2 separate regions of the Homo sapiens genome follow, and region 2 is linked to region 1. A link is an interaction called in ENCODE POLR2A ChIA-PET data of the cell type or tissue named here. Cell type or tissue: PC-9. All regions are shown on one strand. Each heading gives the region's core, and the rest is flanking DNA. Links, peaks and the distances in the headings are about the cores only.

Region 1 (12,796 bases), core at 2,280-10,279:
CTAACCATAAATACAAACATGAGCTCTGGCAGGTGTGCGAGTACCTAGGAAGGCAATGAGAAACAAGAGGCTTAAGTGAAAACGGTCTCAGGAAACTGCAGGCACTGTGTTTTTTCCACAAACCCCTTCACATCCCTTCCCGTGGCTGTCCAGGCCCACCTCCAGTGCCTCCCCTGAAGCCACCATGTAGCATGCATTACCTCACCCCACTTCAGTTTCCCTGCCTCTCCTTCAAGTTGGCATCCCAGGTGCGGGCCTTACCAAATTTTTGTGCTGGCCAAACTCCAACTCACTCTCCAAGACTCCACTCAAATATGATCTCATCACTCCCTGGAAACTCCCCTTATCAAAACTAGTCACTCCAGGTATTCTCAAGTGGCTGACACTTAGTACTCACTGGTACTGTTCATCGAATTCTCACAACAACCCTGTGAGGCAGGTAATATGTAATAAGGGAATAATTAGAAAAGAATCAAAAGGTTAAATAACTGGCCCAGGGTCATAGAGCTAAACAGGAGAGGCAAGAACTGAACTCAAGCAAATTGACCTCAGAGCCCATGTTCTTCAACAACTGTTTGAAATGTTTGCCTCTTCTTGAGGGCAGAGACACTTTGCACTGACACCTGCATTCACATTGCCTAACACATAAGTGGTACTCAATAAATGTCTGCTGAAGGCTTGATGAATTCAGAGGGTTTTACAGAATGGCAGCAGATTGTACAGTGGTTCTGAGCTTATCCTCAGTGAAAGTCCTGCTCACCTAAATGATTCCTTTTACCTAGATATAATACTCCTATTACCACATGTCTGAAAAACAGTTATCTATTATACAAATATTTGAAATGACCATAAATCAATGAACACCAACATGTAATTATGGGGAAAAGGAGAGGATAAAAATTGGGGCAGCCCCACCAATAATTATATTATTTTTGGTAAAACTTAACGTGATTCAAACATTAATTGGACACTTATAAAAATGTGCTAAAGATTAAGCATTCTTTTATTTTGGTAGCTGGCCTCCACAATGGCCCCCAATGGTTTTCACACCCTTGTGTATTCTTCTCCTACAATGAACAGAGATAACCTGTACAGCCAACAGGATATTGTGGAATGATGACATAAAGACATGGTAGCTTCCATCTTGCTCTCTCTGATCACTTGTCCTGATATAAGCCAGACATTCAAGCAGCCCTATGGAGAGGTCCACATGGTGAGGAGCTGAGGCCTTCTGCCAACAACCAGCGCAAATTTGTGAGGCATGTGAGTGAACCACCTTGGAAGTAGATTTTCCAGCCCCAGTCAAACCTTCATGTAGACTACGTACAAAATGGACTGTCACCTAGGTTGCAACCTTATTAAAGATCCAGAATTAAAACCATTCACCCAAGCCATTCCTGGATCCCTGATCCAAAGAAACTAGGTGAGAGTTCAAAAAAAGAAAAAAAAAAAAGTTACGTCTGTAGGCATGGGGCAACTTGTTATGCAGTAATAAGTAATTTATTTAAATTAAATAGTTTATAGCAATGCAAATAGAAGTTATTGATGTTAACACAATATCAGGTTATTGTAATTTCTAAACACTGAACAAAAGCAAAATAGAATGCTCAAGAATAACTCAAGAGCAAAATAAATTCCAGTTTCCAAGAGGCTCTACCTTTTTTTTTTAAACAACAGAAGAATGCAAACCCTTCATTTCCTTGTATATTTCTTTTAATGACAGCTGATTAATTGTTGGGTGTGCTCCCTTCCTCCAAACTAGGCCCACCAGGACAGATAATCAATGGACAATATTGACATTTCTATTACTGTAAAAATGAGAAGAGTTTATTGCTCTGGTTATTTAAGTATTATAGATCAGCTAAAAAGTCTAAAAGTTTTGGAGGAAACCAGCTACTCTCTACTCTGTGACTCCAAGATCCCCAAAATGTTTTCTGTGTGTGTGTGTGTGTATTTTTTTAGGCACATTTCTTTTTATTGAAAAGAGAAAACCCGTTTGAAATTGTAAATATTCAACTACAAATAAACTATGGTAGCACATTTTCATAAGTGATATCCCTGTGTATCCACAAAATAAACTATAAATACTACAGAATTCTAAACTATTCCTAAATTTTTGTTGTCTAATAAAAGAGTGGGAACATTCAAGGTGGTTTTTTCACCTTGTCATCAAAATACAAAGACTTACATCTCCAAATATAATTCAGTTTTGCTAAACGCAATACACAATGTTAGTAAGGAAGGTATCTTAGGTTTTACATAGTCCATATGAAATGTTAATAAGATGATCACAGAAACAATAAGGTAGATATTCTATGGAAATAAATCCATTATGATGCTATTAAGCTATATTAGTTTGCAAAGCAGAGAAAAATGGTAATACCAAAATTAATTATTTATATAATAAACCTTTACCAAGCTCTTATCATATTTAAAATACCACAGGGATTACAATGATGAAGATATGGGTTTCATTCCACTAACTACAGTACTTGTGAAATGTAACTAATGCCTAGTAACAATAGTATCAAATAAATGTTTGATAAACACCAAAGAGATTTGGAAAAAAGCTACAGCAGAGTTCATACAAGAGAAATCACTAATGGCTGGTGGATATCCAGGAAGCCTTCATGAAATAAGCCCCTTATGCTTATATATGGCTGTAATTTTTTTTACTTTTTTCACATTAATTTATCAATATTCCCATTATACAGGTTATACAAAGTTGAGGTTAAGATTAGGTGACTTGATCAGGATGCATTTCCTTGCTTTAAAAAGTAATAATAGGCACTCAACAAATAAGTCCCAGGCACCACTCTGCCCAGTTCAGACACTGTTCACAACCTTGTCAAGGTCAATCCTACAGTCTCCATTTTGCACATGAAGAAACTAAGATTTCAGATTTAGTACCTTCCCGGGTTCAGGTGACTAGTAAACGGTGGAGCCCTGATTTGAACTCAGATGTACTTGATTTTAAAACTTCTGCCAGACTCCCATACTGGGTAAATTCACCTATCCCATGCTGCTCTTAGCAAATGTTCATACTCTCTACCATAATTCCTCCACCCCCATGCCCCACCACACCCTTGACCTAATAAACTGATCCATAAACCATAAGGAATTGAAATGCATCCTTGTTAGTCTTATGATTTGTTATTAAATGTTATGCAAGAAATCAGAAGAGTGGCAGAGGAGAAGGGATAAGACAAGAAAGAGATATGATCAATTGTTTTTTAAATAGCTAAGTAATCATTTTTGTTTAAACCAGTTTGGAAAATGAATTTCATCAACTTTAGTAGACAAGCTATAAGATGACTATTTGAATAAAGTCTCCTTCTCCTGGATAACACTTCAATATTTCACACAACAGAGAGCTTTTTTCAGAAAACCAACTTCGCCGTTTTGATAAGTATTCATCATATTATTTAGGTGTCTTCTATCATTCCAATTTGAATCAGAAAGAAAGAGGGGGTGGGGGGAAAGAAAGACACTGTTAAATGCCTATAGATTAAGACAAATATAAAACACACTAGTAGTAGAAACTGTGTTTCACTATAGAACACACATCAGAAAATGTGAAATCAGGACATACTAAAGGTTTACATCAAGGAAGCCCCCAGAAAAGAACAGTATGGCTGTGGGTGTGACCCAGTGATTATGAGAAAACATATGGTTGGGCCTTAGTTTTAAGAGAAAACATTCTGACAGGCAGAAATGTTGGGAGGGAAAGAAACCTGAAGAACAGACAAGTAGAATCACTCTGCAAAGGAGACATTGTAAATCTGTCTTTACTACCGCTTGGTAAGTACAAGGCTCTGTTGGAGGCACAGTGAGTTTGCAGAATTCCAGCAAGATAGGCATACCCCTCAGAGATGCTTTCTAAAATCAAGAAAAATTCAAAAAGCTAACTAGTTTTTAAGTTAAGTGAAGAAAATTACAAAGGTAATTAAACAGATGTTGTGAACCATCCTCCAGGAGACAGTTTCTCTAAACATACTATAGGAATTCTCGGGAGGTTTCCACACTGTTTTGTTACTTGTTTAGACCCATTTCCCTACCATACCATGGAATCCCATCCCATTTCTTCTTTATGGTCCCACCACCTAGCACAGGATCTGGCAAACTCAATAAATGAGAACCAGAGGAAGGCCAGGAGGGGTTCCTGATAAAGCAGGAATTTCACATACTATTTCCTGAACTGGCAGTGCAGGTGGCTGATACAAATCTCTCTTCTTCTCCCCTACAAATGATTGTTTAGTCATGAGGGAGAGGGCTATTTTCTAAATGAAAGAAATTTTTTTTATTAAATTGTGACTTTAAGTTCTATTTTTGTACTAACAGAAACGAATCCCAAATAATGACTGCAGTCACCATTCCCCAATCACCCTGGAAATTTTTCTAAATACTACAGATTGCTCTAGTTAACCCCATCTTAGCTCATCGGATTTGATTATCCAGCTTATTGTGTGAATTAACCATCTGTTCAATAATAGGACTGCTACCAGACAAAAAGAAAAGTTCCAAGATTGCTTTTAAAGACCTGACAGTTTTGAGTTGAAGGCTGTCTGCATGGATGTTTTATACTTTTTCCCACTGTGTTCCCTTTATGGTCTCAAAAAAACTTATTTTAAAAAGAGCCTACTAAAAAAGCAAGCTCAAATGCTAGGAAGGAATTCATTTTTTAAAAAATAACATTAATTTCGACCAGGCGTGGTGGCTCACACCTGTAATCCCAGCACTTTGGGAGGCCGAGGCAGGCAGATCACGAGGTCAGGAGTTTGAGACCAGCCTGGCCAGCATGGTGAAACCTTGTCTCTACTAAAAGTACAAAAAAAAAAAAAAAATTAGCCAGGCATGGTAGTGCATGCCTGTAGTCCCAGCTACTCAGGAGGCTGAGGCAGGAGAATCGCTTGAACCCGGGAGGCAGAGGTTGCAGTGAGACGAGATCACGCCACTGCACTCCAGCCTGGGTGACAGAGTGAGATTCCATTTCGAAAAAATAAATAAATAAATAATAAAAAACCAAAAATTAATTTCAAGCAACAATGACCTTCATTCTCTTTTTAAAAAAGAGCTGGTAGAAATTTTTGGCATATATTTTAAAAGGCAAAAAATATAGAAAGTGAATAATATTCTACTGTTGGATAGAAAATGAATACAATGTGTTGGCATGTTCAAGTATGTTTTAAACAACTATTTAATTTCCTAAATTGAGCTGTTGCATAATGTATGTTAATTCTGAATATTGTCCTTATTTCAGTGCAAAGAAAAGCATAAACAATAAAGCCACTTCAAGCTGAAGAAAAAATTATCCTTAGGTTTAAACACCACTTAAACCGGGCACTTGTACAGATTATACTTTACCTGTTTCTGAAACCTTATCATTTCCTGCCTTAGTATGGAATTAAAGCATCCCAGTTTTTGGCTCAATTTTGGTATACTCTCCTTGATGAAAGCTTATATTGGCTGTAATGCTGTGTTAATAATGTTCAATTTGGCTCCAGGCTAGTCAAAAAAATCTAAGAGGCATGACCGCATAGCTCACAAGATGTACTGTGGATTTTGGTCAGTTCATATCATGAACACTCACTGCCTAGCAACGGCTCCAAATGTCAAGAGTTCAATCCTGGGCCAGGCGTGGTAGCTCATGCCTGTAATCCCAGCACTTTGGGAGGCCGAGGCAGGTGGATCACCTGAGGTTGGGAGTTCGAGACCAGCCTGACCAATATGGAGAAACCCTGTCTCTACTAAAAATACAAAATTAGCTGGGCATGGTGGCACATGCCTATAATCCCAGCTACTCAGGAGGCTGAGGCACGAGAATCGCTTGAACCCGGGAGGCGAGGTTGCGGTGAGCTGAGATTGCGCCATTGCACTCCAGCCTGGGCGACGAGCGAAACTCCGTTGCAAAACAAACAAACAAACAAACAAACAAAAAAAAAAAACGGTAGTTCAATCCTGCCCCAAGTTACAAAAAAAATGGTAGCAATACACAAGTGACAGTGTGTACGAATCCATAAGAGGGGAGAAGTGGATAACGAAAGGAAATTAAAGCAAAGAGAAGAGGCAGCAAAAGAAGAGAAAGGCAGCAGTAAGTAACTAGGAGCCTTGTCAGGGTTATGAGAAGCCAATGGCCACTGGAAAGAATAGGTGAGACTACAAGAAACACATGGAAGGAGTCAATGAATGTCTAGTCCCTACACAATTTAGAGGGAAACTGGGTTAAGAGGAGCAGCTGAAAGAGGTGCTCTAAGAAGAAGTAAGCTGCTCTTGTGGGGCTTGAAAGCTGGGAGCAGCCTGCACATCATAGGCCTCAAAAGGGCACAGAGAACCTACAAGTCCTGATAGTCCAGTGGACCAAGATATGTGAGGTCATCCACCTTGTATGAAATTAAGGCTTCAAAGAGAAAACTGCCCTTCTCCTCTGTACATTCTAGAGGTAACACAGATAACAGCAAACATTCTAATATTAGCTCTGCTGTCATGTGAACTTGGGACAGTTATAACCTCCCTGAGCTTCAGTTTCCTCATCTGCAGAGCAAGTTCTTGGGAATAAGTACACCTGGTGTGTCTTTTAAAAATTGTCACTGGCAGGTTTCTATAGCCCTGTGAAGTGCAGGAGCCTGGAGGAAGAAGATCTAATTAATGTAAATCAAGGCCACACCTATCCTCTGGGTACATCTGAACCCAACTTGGGATGCTGGGAAGCTCGACTGGATATAAAAATCTCACCCCTTTAAGACTGAGGACAGACTCTGCTACAGGGTCACTGAGACCAAGAGAATCACTTGCTACAAGCCAGCATAGAAAAAAACTTCACCAAACACTTCACTTTTATAGCCCTGTGGGCCAAGCCACTGTTCAAAGTACTTTATGTATGTTAATTCATTTAATTATCTTAACAATCTCATGAAATAGGGGTTTTCCTTGTTTTCTGATGATACGAGAGGCACAGGTAGTTAAAGAACATATGTCCCAGGTGTCCCTGCTAGTAAATGACAGTCAGCATACGAATCCAGCCCTGTCTGCTGCAATCTGTGCTCCTAACCACACCACACACTGCCTTTAGCCAGGACTCCACAGCCCTAGCACTGCACTGCTGAAAGCATGCTCTCCTCCCCTTTTTCTCTCCCCCAAATATTAATTTTGGCGACCCCTCCCTAAATTCCACATCTGTAAGATGGGGATAAGACCACTTCCTTCCCTATGAAGTGGAATATTTTTATGAGAAAACACCTAACAACACTTGCCACATTGCAGATCCTCGATAATTGCCGATTTACTCATTTACCTCAAGTAATTATTATCCAGACAAATGCTGCCATCTGCCTACCCCTCCTTGTTTACACAGAGCTAAGGCCCTGGCCAGATGAACTGGACCCCTGCACTGCCATAGACAGAAAACCATACGATAGTCTCTGAAAGGCACCAAACTAAATTATCCTTATGTATTTCCCTTCGGTGGATACTACCTGAATCTAGTGATGCCTTCAGGAGCTGTGGACAGCAGAGGGTTTGTCTGATCCCAGCAATGAAAGATCCCTTGTTTGAGCTATAATTTGGTATAATACAGTAACAACATGACATAGGGTCTATAGTTACAGCATTAGATGCCTCCCTCCCACACACACACAAAAAACCTTTAGCAAACCATCACACTACAGAACATTTGTGGAACTTCTTGGAACTCATTTCTGATTGGTGCGGCAAAAAGTGCAATAACCTGGGAGTTAACAAAAGGTTTGCATTAAGCACTAGCAGGCCAATCCAGGGGAGTCAAAACCACCAATAATGAGAATGCGTGTGAATCTGCATCTGAAAAATGAAAGGCTCAAGACCAGGGTGGTGGTTTATATCACCACCCTGGATGCTTTCCTCTGGACACATTTCAGTTTGTTAATGTCCATAAAATTTGGCACCCAAAACTAAAAACAACTTTCCAAAAATGGTCTGATCAGCATAAATGATTTATTGCCTGTGTTAATCCTGCCTTGACTTTTTAAAATTAATTTTACTAAATGTTGAACAGGCAAAAGAGTACTCATAAAATGAGTAAGGTATAAACAAAAGGAAACATTCATGCACTCACAATTTTAAGAAGAAAAAGTTACCTTGAAGCTCCTTTTGTGACCCTTCTTAATCCAACCTCTTGTCCTCCACTAAAAGGTAACAACAATTCTCCTTAATTTTGTGTGTACCCTTGCCTTTTAAAAAATAGTTTAGGCTGGGTGCAGTGGCTCACGCCTGTAGTCCCAACACTTTGGGAGGCCAAGGTTGGCAGATCATGAGGTCAAGAGGTCGAGACCATCCTGGCCAACATGGTGAAACCCTGTATCTACTAAAAATGCAAAAATTAACTGGGCATAGCGGTGTGCGCCTGTAGTACCAGCTACTCAGGAGGCTGAGGCCAGAGAATTGCCTGAACCGGGGAGGAAGAGGTTGCAGTGAGCCGAGATCGTGCCACTATACTGCAGCCTGGGTGACAGAGCAGAACTCCATCTCACACCTGTAATCCCACCACTTTGGAAGGCTGAAGCAGGAGGATGGCTTGAGCCCAGGGGTTTGAGGTCAGTCTGGGCAACATAACAAGACCCCATCTCTACAAAAGAACTAAAAAAAAAAAAAAAAAAAAAAAAAAGCTACGTGTAGCAGTGCACATCTGTAGTCCCAGCTACTGAGGAGGCTGAGGCAGGAGGATTGCTCGAGTCCAAGAGTTAGAGGGTGAGTGAGCTATAATCATGCGACTGCACTCCAGCCTTGGTGACTGGGCCAGACCCTATCTCCAGAAATAAATAAATAAATACATGATTGTATCCTTAAACAATGTACTACTTCAGTTTTGTGCAAATTTCTGAAGCTCATATGAATGGAATCATACTACATAAAATCTTTTAGAACTTGTTTTTCTGTTGTTGATGCACGAACTGGTAGTTCATTCATTTTCAAAGGTACAGAAAGGGCTGTCAACAGGCTGGCACACACGGGTATGGGTTGAGGCTCGCTGTTTATGGGCAGCAGCCACACTGACTGCATGGTGTCTACACTGTACTGGTTGTTCACTATTTTTAGTATCACCCCTGTCCTACGGTAATCCACTGTACAGATAAAAAATGCCTTATGCTTTCTACAATCCATGTTTTTTCTCCAGCTTTTTTGTTTTTTTTCTTTTTTTGGTACCACACAAAGTGCTCTGAACTATGCTGGACATGTGCTGGGTTGTAGGGTATACACATATTCAATTTTATTAAAATCAGTTTCCTTCGAAACTATGGTCGTAACCCATTGCAGTTTATAAAATTTCCTGGGTTGGTCCCAACATTTTTAATGAAAAAGAATAAATGAGAAAAGCCAATAGTAGAGAACATTACCTTTAGTAGAGAACTGATAAGATCAGTTTCTAGATACTTTGGCTTAAATCATACACATGTATCATATGCATACACATGTGTCAGTAAGTGAATTTCTTTCTGTGGGTCACAGTCAAAAAGCTCAGAACTATCTTCCAGTTGCTTAATTCTTGCTCTGGCTATGTCTAGTTTGCCATTAAACCTATTTGCTGGTTTTTAAATTCCAATTATATGTTTATTTCTCAAAGAACTATTTAGTTTCAGATTTTTTTTGTCATTTTTATATTCACTTGCAATTTACTCATATTTTTAACCTTTCCATTTCTTTAAAAGTTATTTTACATTCTTTCTGACAACTATAATATCTGAGATTATTACACACCTAATTCTGTTATCTACTATTTTGGCTGGTTCTATCGATGATGCCTTGTTTACTTTGTTTTGTGATTCCTGACTGTCATTAAAATTTCTTAAAACTTTTTAAACTCTTCAAGGCTTGCCCTGAAGAAAGATTCCTCCAAAAAGGACCTGCACTAGCTTCTGCCTTGTGCTACTATGGTGGAACCACTCTACAACTATATAATTTGCCTTTTCTTTGGACCACCTATAGGTCTAAATTAGAACTGAAAACCTCCATGAATGCTGATTATTATTGGTTATAAAATATTAGGCAGTTTTTCTGAGATTTTCTGCGGACTGGGAGGTGGTCAAAGGAAGTTATATTTCTAGTTCTACAATACACTATGAAAGTAGTCTTTAGGGGTCCCAGCTCTATGTGGAGACATTGTCTACTAAACTTTTTTCCCCATAGGAGGCTCTGGGCTTTGTCTCTTGTCTCCAGTGCAACAAGGGACCAAGAAAATTCAAGCTCAACGGGACTCAGCAAGTGCTCTCTAACCAGGTGTTCCCCTTATCTCTCTGATTTCTTGCTTTCACTTTCAGGCCAATGTTTGGTCTTTTATTTTCATGTTTTCTTGCCATTTAGGGATACATCTTACATAATTTATCCAGCATTTTTATTTATATTCATTTTTACTAGAGGAGTAATTCAGAGTATCTAGTCTCACATGCCATCAGAAACCAAAGTACACTGACATTCTAAACAGCCATTATACTGAGCTTCTGTTCAACTAAAACCATTATGTCTTTTTCATATGAACTATGTTGTTTCCTTATTTCTGCACTTGCATAACTACTATTTGTAATCTAAATGCAGAAATTCATATTCTGACCTATTCAACTTAGTCTATATTTTAGTCATTGTTTTAAGCTATTAAAGAATTCTCAATCTCTCATTTAAAAATATTATTTACAACTTCAAACTTTTTCATTCACAAACTTGATTAACATGCCTTCTATATTTTATTCTAAGTTGAAAAAGATGTGGAACACTGTATCATTCAGCATATAAATCACTTTAAGTTTCTAAAAAAAAAGATCCACCTGCAAAGTGGTACCCCGTATCTTCGATTTCATACCCCAAAAACGTTTGTCTGAAAACGTGCTTTTTAAAAATTCATGTTATATTATCTCTACTTCAGTATCATTTGAGGACGATTATTAAGAAACATATCCTTGAAATAGGGATTCCTATACCTCCCTCACACACCACAAATTAAATTTGATATAGACCTAAGAGCAGGTTAAAGTTAACAGGGAGGATGGCTTTGAACGCTGTAATACAGAAATAATCAATCATGCTTTCGATAGTGCTGACAAGTTAAAGCCCTGACAGCAACAGTAAAGATCATTCAGGGAAGGCTGAGAGTCATTCTAAGGTTTAGCCTTTGCTTTGGTGATTAATTTTACAAGAAACAGCAAGGTCATTCAGCATACCTGCCTCATTCCACCTCTATGAGAAAGGGACCAGCAACTACAAATCATATTAACATTATGCAGGGTGACCATACAATTTATCAGTGCATGGTAAATGCATCTGATAGCAATAACTTAAGCATACCCTGAGAATAACCCTGTATGGCAGAAGCACCTGAATATTCCAAGTTAGGGAATCCTGGAGTTGCCAACCAGGAGATTCGTTCTTTGTCTACGAGGAACATCAGAACCCCCAACTGCACAACCTCTGAGGTCTGGTGGAATGCAGGCCAGACAGAGGATCATGGCCCTTAGTTTTGGGTTGAGGGAAGGTTACCATATGGAGACTGTTGAGCAGGGGGACACTAAGTGAAAATGCTATATAAACTGCATGCTTTTGGGGCTGGTTCTCCTGCCCAGCCCACTGCCACTAGACTCTCTTCCCTGGATATAGGCCCCCAATAAAACCCCACGTCATCTCGTTTCCTGGCTCTGGGTCCCTTCTTTGGCCTCAGGAACCTGGTACCATCCCTGGTGGAGTCAAAGGGGTTCAACAAAACAATCATCCAGAATGAAAGGTCCTGTTATTATGCCAGAACAACAGGAGTGAGCCAGGACCAATCCAGCAAACCAGGACGCATCCGACCCTGATCATACACTTCCCTCTTTTAATAAAGCAACTGCCTCAGTATCTCCTTATACTGCCCATAAAAAGTACCCACCCATTGCCTATTTTCTACTGGACAACAACCATAGTTTCAGGATAATATGCTAATAATGCCCCTCAATCCCCCAAAATATGTTTTGTTAAAGGAGACAGGATGATATACTTTTTCTTAAGAGGAAAGTGTTTAAGAAACTTATCTAAAACAATTACTGAATTGAAATATCTCATTCCATGAATTTTTTTTAATTAGAGTGATTTTTAAATTATTCTTGCAATGACTCTCTCAACAGCCTTTCTGATATCCACATCCCTTCTATGGCTTCACCTGCTCATAGCTGGCTGAAATCCCTTCTCATAGGACTTAGAACTTAGTACTACCCCCACCCCACTCCCACCAGCTAACGGGAAGATACTGATACAACTGTAAAGCACAAATCCAGCTTCCATAAGTGTTTTGTTTGGCCAACATAGTGTTTTGATGCTTTTAAAAAATGGAAATCATCCCCAAAAATCTCAATCCCCGAAAAAAATCAAACCCTGTTTGGAAGACGCAGTCTCTGGAATTCCAGTGTTTGGTGAAGGCACAGAAATGATTACGGAGGAAGGGTCTTTCCTACCCCATGCAGAAAACATAGCAGTTACTGCATTTACTCTTTAATCTCTTTTTAAAATTAAAGATAATGACCATTTTGTTGTATATATGGCATTTATCTTAGAATAGATTACGGAAAGAGTCATATTACCCAACTCTAAAGCAAATATACAATCAAATTATGAGTATTACAGTATAATGGCCCACCTAGCCAAAGAACAACAACAGAAAGTTCTCGTTTGTGGGTTAAGTACCCTGTTAAGATAAACCCACTGGAGACTTAAAGACAAGGTATATTTGCTTAAATTGGTTTTTAACCATGGAGGTCGGTACTTAGAAAACCTGATGAAAGCAGAAGGAAGTAGTCCTTAAGGA
Region 2 (12,796 bases), core at 656-8,655, 76 kb before region 1:
GGATGAACTGCTGGAGATTGACTTGCCGCAACTCCTTAGTCAACTGCTCCAGTTCCTGTTCTTTGTCCTAGATGGAAATTATTATTTTTTTAAATTTGAGGATTCACTACTGGACAGTGCAAGACATCTTTGTGAGGATCCATCTGCTACAGGGGTTAAATGTGCAACATCTGCTTTCATAAAAGCACATTTAACAAATCTGGTTTATATTGACACAATGGGCTAAAGAGGTCACTTTCACTCTGTGGTGTAGGCCAAGAAATAAGCCAAGGGAAGACAACAGTTTCATTAGTCTGTCCTCTTAAATGTGATGCTTTCCTCTGGAAAACCATTATGCACCCTTCTGAAATAAATATGTCTATAAACTTTCATTAAAAAACAAAAACAAAAATGGGTTTCTCAGTCTGTAAACTCATTGGTGGAAAATAAAAAGAAAAAACCCCACAGGTTTTTACCCATCTCTGTGTTGCAGCAATCTTGCTAAGCTGGTCACAAATTTACATATTAACCACTTCATATTAACTTATAACTACAAAGTTAATTGTAATTTGTTCCATGGATTTAGAGTTCTTGTTTTTGTAAGCTGTTTCAATTTTCATGGGATACATTATTGAGATTTATCTTACAGCATGAGGAAAGCAAGATTCCCACAAGATTCTCACTATGGAATTCCTAAATCCTTGACAAAGATCTGAGAACTACAGAGTCCTACAGAAGGAGATCAAGTTTGGATAGCTGGAAAGCTGTAAAAGCAAGGAGGGGCATCCTATTATTTAAACAGCTTTTCATTTCTTTCTTTCCTCTACTGTATATAAGAAAAAGTACCCTGGCTCTACCCAGGCTGGGTGGGTCCCAAGGATTTGGTAGGGGTTGGGAAGAGATTAGAAGTGAATGGTTGTTTTCTCCACTTATTTGAGTGTAGGGGGTACTTGGGGATATATCAATATTTGATTATCAGACACTTTTCAGTGGGTAGAGGGATTTGCTAGTAATGACTGTGATAAGTTAGTGTTTTCTGTGATATCAAAAGCAACACAACTTCCACTTGTACCTTTTTTTAAATGTCAAAATGAATCCCAATAGTAAAATACTGACAAATTAGAGGCTGACAAGCTTCTACTGCATGAGAAATTCTTGATTTTCAAAATTTGGGTGGTAGTTTTATCTCTTACTACAGATAATGACGGAGAAAGGAGATCACATCAGTTCTTCCTAAAACCTCAGCTTTCTCTGATTGTGGAACTAACTGTTGATGTTCTAAAGCAGCTCTTCTCAAACCTCACTGTACACAGGTATTACTTGGGCATCCTGTTTCAATGTAGATTCTGAATTTCTTACAAGTAGTACCCTGGAGCTGCCTGGCATGGACTACACTTTGAATCGTAAGCTCTAAACCAGCACAGTCCAACAGAACCTCCTTCAATGGTGGAAATGTTCTGTGTCTGCACGGCCCGTACAGCAGCTACTGGGCACTTGAAATGTGACCATGTGTGACTAAAAACAGAATTTTAAATTATTTAATAATTTAACTGCCTTATTATTTAATCTTAATTTAAATTTAAGTAGCCATATTGTAATCAATTGTGTCTCTTTCTCGTCCCATCTGATACAGACTGTTTGATACATCTTTGCAACTTCCGCAACATAATCACAGGGTCTTTTCAAGAATGGGTATCCAAGAAATGTAAGTTGAGTGATTAGGGTTTAAGTGGCAAAATAGAACTTCTCGTATGTGAACTAGAAAGGGGGAAAATCAGACAGAAATCTTTGTGCCTCTCTCAGGAAAGCAAAGGAGGGTACTGTGGAGAGGGGAGAAGGGACGGGGGCTGTTTATGTGTCAGGAAAGAAGCTGGGATTGGCTGGCAACAATGGAGAAGTGACAGATAAGCAGTCAGCTAGCCACAACAATCCCTGGCCAACCAATCCATGGACAGCTCTTTCAGCTCTAGTTTCCCTATCTCTGAAAGGAGAAGGTGAGATTCACTATCTCATCATTAGTGTCCATTCCATCCCATTATCTAACGCTACAACTGTCACAGTAAGACAAGGCTCTTCCATGGAGAAGGATCCGCAAGGCTACTGCTCCCATCTAAGCTGTCGTAAGTCACAAGAGTTCGACAAAAGTTTTAAACAAGGCTGGGTTTCTAATTCTTTGAATATAAGGAAAAATTGACAATGATGAAAAGGAGATTCCAAGAAGATACTATTTTACATGGGCCAAACATTCTATTTATCAAAGTGTCCCTACCTGTAAGCGTTTGGTGGCTTGTCCAAGAGATCTTTCCACAGCTTTGATGCCATTTTCCAACCTCAGACTCTGCTGGCCTTGAATGTCAATCTCCCCTTTGACCTTACCGATCTTTCCTTTAACCTCTTCCTCATTGACCTGTGCCTCTTGAACTTCCCGTTGCAATTTTTCTGCTTCAAGACCACTTTCCATAGTCCGGATCTGTGCCAAATAGTCCTTTAATTTGTTTTCACATTCTGTTATTTTCTGTCTTATTTCTTGAAGTTGATCCTTCAGCTGTTTTTCATTTTCCTGTTCAATCTGTAATTCATTTTCCCAGAATTCTTCCTCCTCAATTTCTACATCGTTTCTTTTGATCTTTTGCTCTAGACGGACAATTTCCTCTTCAAGGTTGGAATTATACTTTTGCTCCCAAAATCTTATTTCTATTTCATTAGATTCCAGCTGTTTCTCAATGGATTGAAGCTTCTCTGTCTGCAGACGGATTAGCTTCTTCAACTCATCTGCTGTTGTTTTGCAGTTATTCAGCACCTTTTGCTTAAACTCAGTTTCTTTACCTTTTCCAAAAATGTCCATTAATCCTTTGGCACCTCCTGTAAATGTCAGTGATTTCCTTTTCGGTTCCCTCCTTTTGATTGATTTGTCAATCTGAGGCCTCAGTTTAGCTAAGGGGGGCAGACTCTGCCTGTATAAAGTTCTTTCAGGAATTCGAGCCACACTGTCTGAAGTGGGTCGCTCACTGAGAGACGGCCCAGTTCGTCGTAGAATGAGCTGCACATCACTAGCATACTGCCCCCATTTGTTTAAGGATATGATAGGATTTTCATGAGGTGCTAAGTGTCTTTCAGTATCTCTCCATTTCTCTATAAGGGTGTACCTTCCAGTTCGACCTATGTAAAAAAGGTAAGAATAACTTGTCAAAATGGGATATGTAATAGTTAAAAAATGGAGTAAGAATGCCATTTGATGATTGTGTATTTTCGATTAGCATCAGAGGGTCAAGTTTGAGTCTAGTTCAGGTTCCTTTAAAACCTTTACTTGAAGATACCAAACCCCTCACGACATGTAACAACATAAAATCAGAAGATGTGTATTGCACATACTCTTTAGGCTTGCTTAGAAATTCAACTTTATACTTTAAACCTTGGTGGGACTCTTATACTCTTGCCAAATACCTGGCTGCCTAGAACTTCTCATTTGGGGCAAGACTGAACAAAGTTTATTTTCTAGCTGAAACAAAGGACAACAGAATCGCCATGTGAAACATGAGGGGCTGGTCCAGGAACTAGGTGGAACTTCAAAACTCAAATACATTTCCACTGTGGAAATCCCTCGGCTTTTTTCCACATCAGAACTTGGGAGGGCTGGAGGCCCCACTTCTCCTCCTGAAAGGAGACATGGGGACCAGTGGAGAACTGTGACTCAGCCACAGGAGGTGCCCAGGTCTCCTCTCCATCTCCACCTGAGTGCTCCACCAACCCATCGCTCACACAGCTGACATCTTCCTGGACACCCATGACAAACAAAAAACCAGCTCAATGAAAAAAACTCTTCAAAACAAATTCATATAAAAAGAGGGGCCTGAAGAGAAGACTTGTTCAGTTTTGGTAATATGATAGTATCAGAGATTCTTCTTCTAAAAAAAAAAAAAAAACTCAAAGCAAAATATTGTTAAAAACAAACCAGCAGGCTGGGTGCAGTGGCTCACACCTGTAATCCCAGTATTTTGGGAGGCAAAGGTGGGCAGACTTCTTGAGCCCAGGAGTTTGAGACCAGCCTGGGCAACATGGCAGAACCCTGTCTCTACAAATAAAATATGAAAAAGTTAGCCGGGAATGGTGCTGTGCACCGTAGTCCTAGCTACTTGAGAGGCTGAAATAGGAGAATCGCCTGATCCTGGGAGATCAAGGCTGCAGTGAGCTGTATTGTGTCACTGCACTCCAGCCTGGGTGACAGAGTAAGACTCTGTCTCAAAAAAAAAACAAAACAAACAAACACCAGAATACAATCACATATACATTGAAAAATATACTGAATCTAATCATTATGAAAGTAAGATAAAGTTTCAGAAGAATATGATTGTAATGCCATAAGCTTGAACATGCTTTTTAAATATTTTCATTTGAGTGGGTCAGATAGATTATTTAAATTTTGTGAAAAGTGTACATAAATAATTACAAAGAAAAAAAACCAACGCTGCCATCCAGCAATTATACTTGTATAAACAGCTATTGATTGATTTACCTTCCTGGCTTTCTTTTTTAAATTTCATGAGCTTCTGAGCCAATAGTAGTATTTTTGCAATTACTGCATCAATAAATGGAAATCTAGATGTGTAAATATCAACACCCATGTATGTAATTCATGAGGAGCACATTAAAAAATGATTTTGCTATAAGCATATGAGTGTGTTCTCCTTTAGGGAAACCTGAATTTGGGGTATAGCTGGAAGTTGGGGTTTTGGAGGCAAACAATCCTACGTGAGTTACTTACTAGATAAGCAGCACAACTTCCCTTCTAAAACGCTTCGCAGATTCTGAGGGTTAGCACCTACCACACTGCCTGGCCCACAGCAGGCATTCAACACGTGGTAGCTAGTAAGACATTTTTCCTATAACAAAAGGGCTGACCACAGAATTCCTTTAAATAGTGATGTGTCATCACAATGATCTTTTATTTATTTATTTATTTTTTCCCCTCCCTTGCCCAACAATCTGACTTTTAAAAAGCAACTTCCAACTATGTAAACTAGACAGAGATGGGACAAAGGTTCTGGAGTAGAAAGGTCTGGGTTCAAATGTGGCTCTGCCTCCTACTGTGCTTACCTACATGATCTGAACAATTAAATTTCCTTTAGCCTCAGTCTCCTCATCTGTGGGATAAGAGTAGTATTGCCTTATCTGACAAGGTGGTTCTGAGACTCAAGTGAGAATGTAAAATATAAATATGTTTGTGAAATTGAAAAGTGCTAGATAATATTAGTTACATTTATCAAAATGCCCAGGCTAATAAGGGGGATGAAAAAGAAAACCTTAGCACAATAGATTAGCTTCTTGAAATAAAAAATGTTTCCAATGATTTTCAGGTTAAAAATTACTCTAATTGCTCCCAAAGAAAAACCACATGACACATCTGCAATGTTAAAACTGTCCCATGTGTACAAACTGCTTCAAAGGTCATAGCACTATGCCTATCAACTGCTTTTAGGAATCTTACTCTTCTCTGAACCTCTGTGTCCTCCTTCGGTAACAGGAGGGGTTAGATAAACCGGTAGAGTTCTTTCCAATTCTATCAGCCCAATGAAGTATCTTTAGAAGGAAAACCGAATCATCACATTATATGAACTAAACAAAATATTTTAAAGACCCTAATTTATTCATAATTAAAAATAAAACTAATTTTCCAGTGCTTACTGGTACTGCTACCCTCTGAGAATGTCTTGGAAGGTTATTTAGAATTGCTTTTACTGCCAGTATTGGCTTTTGTTAAATAATGCACATTTAGTACCACTGGGTCAAAAAATTCCATCCAGCAATATAAAAAAGCTTTTTTTAAAAAAGGCAAATGAATTAATAGATTTGATTTTATTATATAAATTGGGTTTTAAATATTTTATATAGGAATTAAATTCCACAATCGCTGTTTTTAATATCCATAACTTGGCAGCACTCTACAGATTCTATTTCCTTCATTTACACAGATTCTGATTCCTCCTGCAAAACTCCTTTTAGCGTATTTGACCACATGGATACATTCAGTTAAACCTTCTGTACTATTTTGATGTAATCTTAAAATGAATAAAAAGGAATATCTATCTGTCTGTCTGTCTATCTATGGCATTTGTAGTTTAAGCTGTTTTTGCATTGTAGGACTGTGTGACACTATCAAATAATTTCGATCCAATTTAGTGGGGTAAAAAATATTAATTATACTTTTAAATATTGAAGCAACTGAGACTAATCCCAAGAATCATTAAATTTATATACTGAAGAAACTTACATACAGATTTTAATGCATTAATGAGATCTTATTGAATGACTGATTGACATAAATTAAAAGAAAACAGGATAACAGCTTACTTTCACTTAAGAAAGCAGAATACACAACTATAAAGTAACATAACATTTTGAAAATACACACCAAAACTCAAACAAGGGTCACTCAGAAATTTATGCCCTGAATTCAACCATTTTTTAATACTCCAACAATTTTTATAATTTTAGGAAATTTCTCCTTACAGTCATAAATCAAAATCATGATTTAAAAGTTACATCTTGCTATTTAGTTAACAAATGTATATTGAACACCACATATGTGTCAGAAACAGTGCCAGGCTCTAGAGAAATAGATTCTACTAAACATCTTCATCACCAACCCTCTGGAGTCTTCATTTTAACTGACATTTGATATTTTCTTCAGTACCAAATCCTCCACACCCCAAAGATGAATATTGGACATTATTCAAAAGAACATGACAAAGAAATGGCACTAATCTCTTATGAATTTAATGCTAACATATCTTCAGGTTTCTGGACATATGAGAAATAATGTCAGTAACACCTGACTTATTCTTTATCTATGGAGGATAAGCTATCCAACAGCACTGAATTTTTCTGATAGTAGATATTTTGCTTCTTGAGCTATAAATATTTTAATGAAAATTTTGTAAAATACATTACACAGTCCAGGACTCTTATGCAAACTCTAGTGAACACAACTAGCTTTTTCCGTAATGACTTAGAATTCTTACAGTAAGCGTTGATCTCTGTAACAGAACTTACACTTTATTATCTTATAGCCTGTAAAATGCTTTTGATGCTTTTATATATATCATCTTAGTTAGTTCTGTGAGTTAAGCAGTATAGATATTACGATCCTCATCTTATCAGTGAAGAAATAAAAGCTTAAAGAATTTTAAGTAATTTTCTGATGACATTTAGTTATTTTTTTACTATACTATTTAAGTTCTGAGTGAAACTACTAAAATAACTCTTACCCCACAGTATATCTTAGAATAACAGTGATACAATAAAAAATTATCTCTGAATATACCTGTCAGCCAGTTGTGCATTCAAACCATAGTTACATCATCCACAGTGTATCTTCCCAGTGTATATCATGTAATCACAGAATTACTGTCTACTTAGAATTATATGATAAGCTCACTACTACTAAACATAATAAAAATAGTGGTCAGGCACGGTGGCTCACATCTGTAATCCCAGCACTTTGGGAGGCCGAGGCGGGCAGATCACGAGGTCAGGAGATCGAGACCATCCTGGCTAACACGGTGAAACCCCGTCTCTACTAAAAATAGCAAAAATTAGCTGGGCGTGGTGGTGGGTGCCTGTAGTCCCAGCTACTCGGGAGGCTGAGGCAGGAGAATGGTGTGAACCTGGGAGGCGGAGCTTGCAGTGAGCGGAGATCACACCACTGCACTACAGCCTGGGTGACAGAGTGAGACTCCGTCTCAAAAAAACAGTTACAGAGTACCTGTGATTTACTGGGCATTGTGCTGGTTACGTTAAAAAAATATAAACCAAAATAAGTAGAAAACACTACAAACCAGAAGATTTTGGGAGCTGTTCGTTAACACAGCATAATCTAACCCATCTTGACTGATGCATGCTATGAATTAACATGTATTAACATTCATTAAAATAATATTCTACAGATGTGGAAAATACAGAAGCTAATTAAAATAAAAAATTAGACTATTGTTATAAATATTAAAATTGCAAATGAATATGTGGAAAATTAATTCACAATACAGTAAATGAAAAATGAGACAATGAGACTCAAAACTACAAAAAGCATATGAAGAGTATAATTTTTTAAAAGCTCATCTATGGGTACACAAAAAACATTGTTTATTGCTAGGAAGTAGAATCATGAGTGATTCTCTTACCTTCTTTGTGTTTTCTAAATTTCAAGATAATCTACAATAAATAATATTACTTTATAAATGTAGAAAAGTAATCAATTTTTAAATTTCTGAAATTGATATTTTACATGTGAAGCTAAGAGTTAAATATGACAAAGTACATATTTCTTTCCTTGTCTTCTCAATGACACCAAGTATCAAAGTACCGTGGATCAGAAATCCTTTTCCTCAATCTCCTTGATTTCCTTCTCTTCCTTCTTTCCTCTCTCATCTTTTGTTAGCTGGACTTTTATTTCTGTGTTAAGCTCTAAGCTGCCTGAGGGCAGAAATACATCCTTGTCATATTTTTGGTTTGAGATAAAAGCAAATGCATTTTCTCCATTATAACTTGAGATAGATGATCTGTCAAAGGCTTTCTGTTTCACTTAGATTTGAGAAGCAGTTTAGACTCTGAAAAAAATGCATTTCTGAGATATTTTACAGGGGAAACAAAGTAGAACATTTAAATTGGGAATGTTTCAGAAAGTTCAGGGTGTACAGTGACAAACTCCGAGTGCACTCTTGCAGGACAGTTGAACCACTTCATGCCAAGAAGAGGTTTCAACTAAGGTTTCACTTTTAGTTATTCTGTCATCATTTGAGCATGTGTCCTACATCCATCACCTAAATCTAATCTGTCAAGATTGTCAGATTAGTGTAGAAAAGATTTCTTCCTATAGATTCAACATCTTTCATCAAACTATGTTGTTTCTAGCTCTTTGCTAATTCAATTTGATTGATTAGTAGCATGAAGAAAACCTTAGCTGTCATATATATATTTGCAGGTTGACAACTTGTGTGCATATTTTCATAGTAAGTCATTTTGATAGTTTCTATGGTTTCCTAAAAATAATTTTAACTATCCAGAAAAAAACCTGTAACTCCTAATCAAGAATACACTCTGTGTGTGTGTGTGTGTGTGTGTGCGCGCGCGCGTGCGCATGTGTGTAGTGCCCCCATGAGGCAAAGACGCGCACTTAAACCTAAGAAACCAGTCTACAAATTGCTTCACTATACATTCTTGACAGCCACCTGTGGTTCTGGTCATCAGTCCATGCTCTACTAATAATCTAGCTAGCCACTTACTGTGTTAGGCCTTGGAAGTTCTGGGGTTGCTTTTCAGAGCAGCAATTTTCTCTAATTAATAAACTCTCACCACAGAAATCAGGATCCACAGCTCTCGGCTACTTGCCAGTGGAGTCATCTCCAGATGAATTCTGAGTTCAATGAAGTATTTACGATACAGAAAGAGTTGTTTGGCCAAGTTTGGAGGAATATCATAAAACATTTGTATTGAAGTTGTCAACTTTTCAAAACAGCTCTTGGATTGAGTTATTGAGAAAGTAAAAATAGGAGGGCAGATTTAGTTAAAATGTGTTTTTGGCTTGTTCACAAATAAGTATACTCTGTAGTCCAAGTGGGCAAGCACATACATGGTACCTCCGGGCATTTTCCCCTTGAAATTCTGTGTAAAAAGTGTGATTATGCAAACAACCCCATAAAAGTGGGCAAAGGATATGAACAGACACTTCTCAAAAGAAGACATTTATGCAGCCAACAGACACATGAAAAAATGCTCACCATCACTGTCCATCAGAGAAATGCAAATCAAAACCACAATGAGATACCATCTCACACCAGTTGGAATGGCGATCATTAAAAAGTCAGGAAACAACAGATGCTGGAGAGGACGTGGAGAAATAGGAACATTTTTACACTGTTGGTGGGACTGTAAACTAGTTCAACCATTGTGGAAGACAGTGTGGCGATTCCTCAAGGATCTAGAACTAGAAATACCATTTGACCCAGCCATCCCATTATTGCGTATATACCCAAAGGATTATAAATCACGCTGCTATAAAGACACACGCACACGTATGTTTATTGCAGCACTATTCACAATAGCAAAGACTTGGAACCAACCCAAGTGTCCATCAATGATAGACTGGATTAAGAAAATGTGGCACATATACACCATGGAATACTATGCAGCCATAAAAAAGGATGAGTCCATGTCCTTTGTAAGGATATGGATGAAGCTGGAAACCATCATTCTGAGCAAACTATCACAAGGACAGAAAACCAAACACCACATGTTCTCACTCATAGGTGGGAACTGAACAATGAGAACACTTGGACACAGGGTGGAGAACACCACACACCGGGCCTGTTGTGGGGCGGGGGGATGGGGTAGGGATAGCATTAGGAGAAATATCCAATGTAAATGACTTAATGGGTGCAGCACACCAACATGGCACATATATACATATGTAACAAACCTGCATGTTGTGCACATGTACCCTAGAACTTAAAGTGTAATTTTAAAAAAATGGAACTTCACACACACACACACACACACACACAAAAGTGTCATTATGGACAGATGCAGCTTATAGCACTACTCAACTACCTTGACTTTTGTAAAAACTACTTTTTTTTTTCTTTTTTAGCACTGTCCATGGCTTAATTCCCAAATATAACAAGGAAAGCCAGGTTTGACAATTAATAAACGTAGTCTTCACTAAGAAAAAAAAAGCTGTATATTTTAATTCACATAAATTAAGTGAAGCTCTTAATAGTGACAATTACTAAATAAGCTCATAGAAAGAATATGAAAAAATTAAATGCCTTAATTTTCTCCTCTTTAATAATTAAACTTAAGTCTACATATATAAGATTCTCAAATGCAAAAAGAGTTTCACCGGATGTGAAAGCCCAGAATTTTCAGCATTGCTGCAATATATTCTTGTGCAATAGTGTTTAAGGAAAAATCAAAAGATGTCAATATTACCAGAAAGTCTCTGTCTTGTATAGGGCACTGTAAACCTCTAACAGTGCATCTGCCACATCACAGGTGGCACAATCATCTCTACCAAATGCTAAAGTGCCTTGGCAACAGTATGACTCATTTCAATGCTGAGCTAATTGACATGCTTCCAATATAAACTGGCGAGACATAAAATCAACTTTTGATAAGGAGCTCAAAGACAAAGAGGCCCTGAACACTTAGCATGGTGCTGGCCACACAGCTTCCTCTTAGTACATGTTTGTTAAATGAAAGACTTAAGATGCAAATATAAACTTGGACCCATATTGCTGGTTTTTCTGATGCAGGTGTTTATGCCCTCATCATTTAAGGCAACTAAATATACATAAACTATGATGAAGATAAGCTTAAAATAAATAAGAAGAAAGGGTAAAACATGGTGGGAGAATAACATGAAGCCAAGAGCTGTGCTTCATTTTCACTGTATAATAAGATTTTATTTTATTTTATTTATTGAGACCGAGTTTCGCTGTCACCCAAGCTGTAGTGCAGTGGCATGATCTTGGCTCACTGCAACCTCTGTCTCCTGGGTTGAAGCCATTCTCCTTCCTCAGCCTCCATAGTAGCTGGGATTACAGGTGCGCACCACCACGCCCGGCTAATTTTTGTAGTTTTATTAAAGACGGGTTTGACCATGTTTGCCAGGCTGGTCTCGAACTCCTGACCTCAAGTGATCTGCCTGCCTCAGCCTCCCAAAGTGCTGGGATTACAGGCGTGAGCCACCATGCCCAGCCAATCATAAGATTTTAAAAGTATACATTATCTTTCCAGTGAAGAACGATGTTATTTCATTTGTTGTATTTTCTGAAAGTATGGAGAAATAAACAATAGGTGGGATTTTTCCTAATGAGGGATTCTGGGAACTAAGAATCTAAATTCTTAATCTGGGTCTAAATTTTGGCTCATGGAAACATCTTTAGTTTCAGAAGTCACTGTTTAGGCTGAACAACAGGAGAGGAGAAGGCAGTGTAGATGTTAACTCAGGGTTAGTAAAATCTAGGGGTGTCAGAGAACAAGCATCATCACAGATGTACCTAAACACAGGCAAACTGTAATAAGTACAAGAGTGCCTGTGAGACTTATTATGGAACCAAATGAACAAAATCCCCTAGAAATCTATATTTAAAACAAACACATACAACGAAAGAAAGCACAATGTACTTTTCTCAGATACCCACAGAGTTCACTCACCTATTGCTTGAGCTAAGGCTATGACAACCTCCTGGCAAGTTGTGACTTCAGTGACTCCACAAACAATCCTCTGAACTCCATCCACCCATACTTTAAGTTCCATGGTGCACCGGCCAGTCACTCAAGGTCCCTGAGAGTGGTCATCAGGGTGTTAGGTCATGTCTCTAGCTGCAGGAACACGGAGTGGAGAAGACTAAGTCTGTGTAGTCAGCTAAAAAAGGGCAAAAAATCACTTGTAATAAAATGAATCAACATTTCTTCTAGTAAGTATGTAAGTATTACACAAAACAAATTTTAACATATCATAATCTTACTGAAGTACACAGGCTTATTTTACAGAAATGAATTAAGCAACACAAATGCAACTACAGTCACCTATCATGACAGTGTTTCATGTTACAACTATTTTTATCATAATTTTAATCATGAACTCATGCTCCATTACATTAAAAATTCCTATTTAGTTGCCAAGCCCTATTCAATATATGCGCTGTTTTTCTGTCCTGTTTTTTTTCTTTTTGGATTATTTCATTAGGATAATTTCTGAGGCAAAACTAAAGAAAAAAAGTTTGTCATTTTAGGAATTATCAATAAAATTGAACCACTT

Evidence for each region. Peaks named below come from ENCODE experiments on the same cell type or tissue, not always from the same donor. Only the 100,000 strongest peaks of a DNase experiment are listed, where the experiment ranks them.
Region 2: POLR2A ChIA-PET joins it to region 1 with 19 read pairs; 2 of 35 experiments call an interaction of 5 or more read pairs at or near these places.

Annotation. Positions count from the first base shown.
Region 1 is chr12:25,980,067-25,992,862 of GRCh38, reverse strand. The region is part of intron 1 of RASSF8 (Ras association domain family member 8); the gene reads right to left. Among named protein-coding and RNA genes, the nearest start is that of RASSF8-AS1, 27 kb to the right of the region's middle. In PC-9, for the core only: no CTCF peak of the experiment used is centred there; no DNase peak of the experiment used is centred there.
Region 2 is chr12:26,054,840-26,067,635 of GRCh38, reverse strand. It overlaps RASSF8 (Ras association domain family member 8), which reads right to left. Exons shown (of 6, transcript NM_001394098.1): 3 at 12,190-12,400; 4 at 2,249-3,138; 5 at 1-67. The coding sequence starts at 12,292. Among named protein-coding and RNA genes, the nearest start is that of BHLHE41, 64 kb to the left of the region's middle. In PC-9, for the core only: no CTCF peak of the experiment used is centred there; a DNase peak (open chromatin) is centred at 4,875.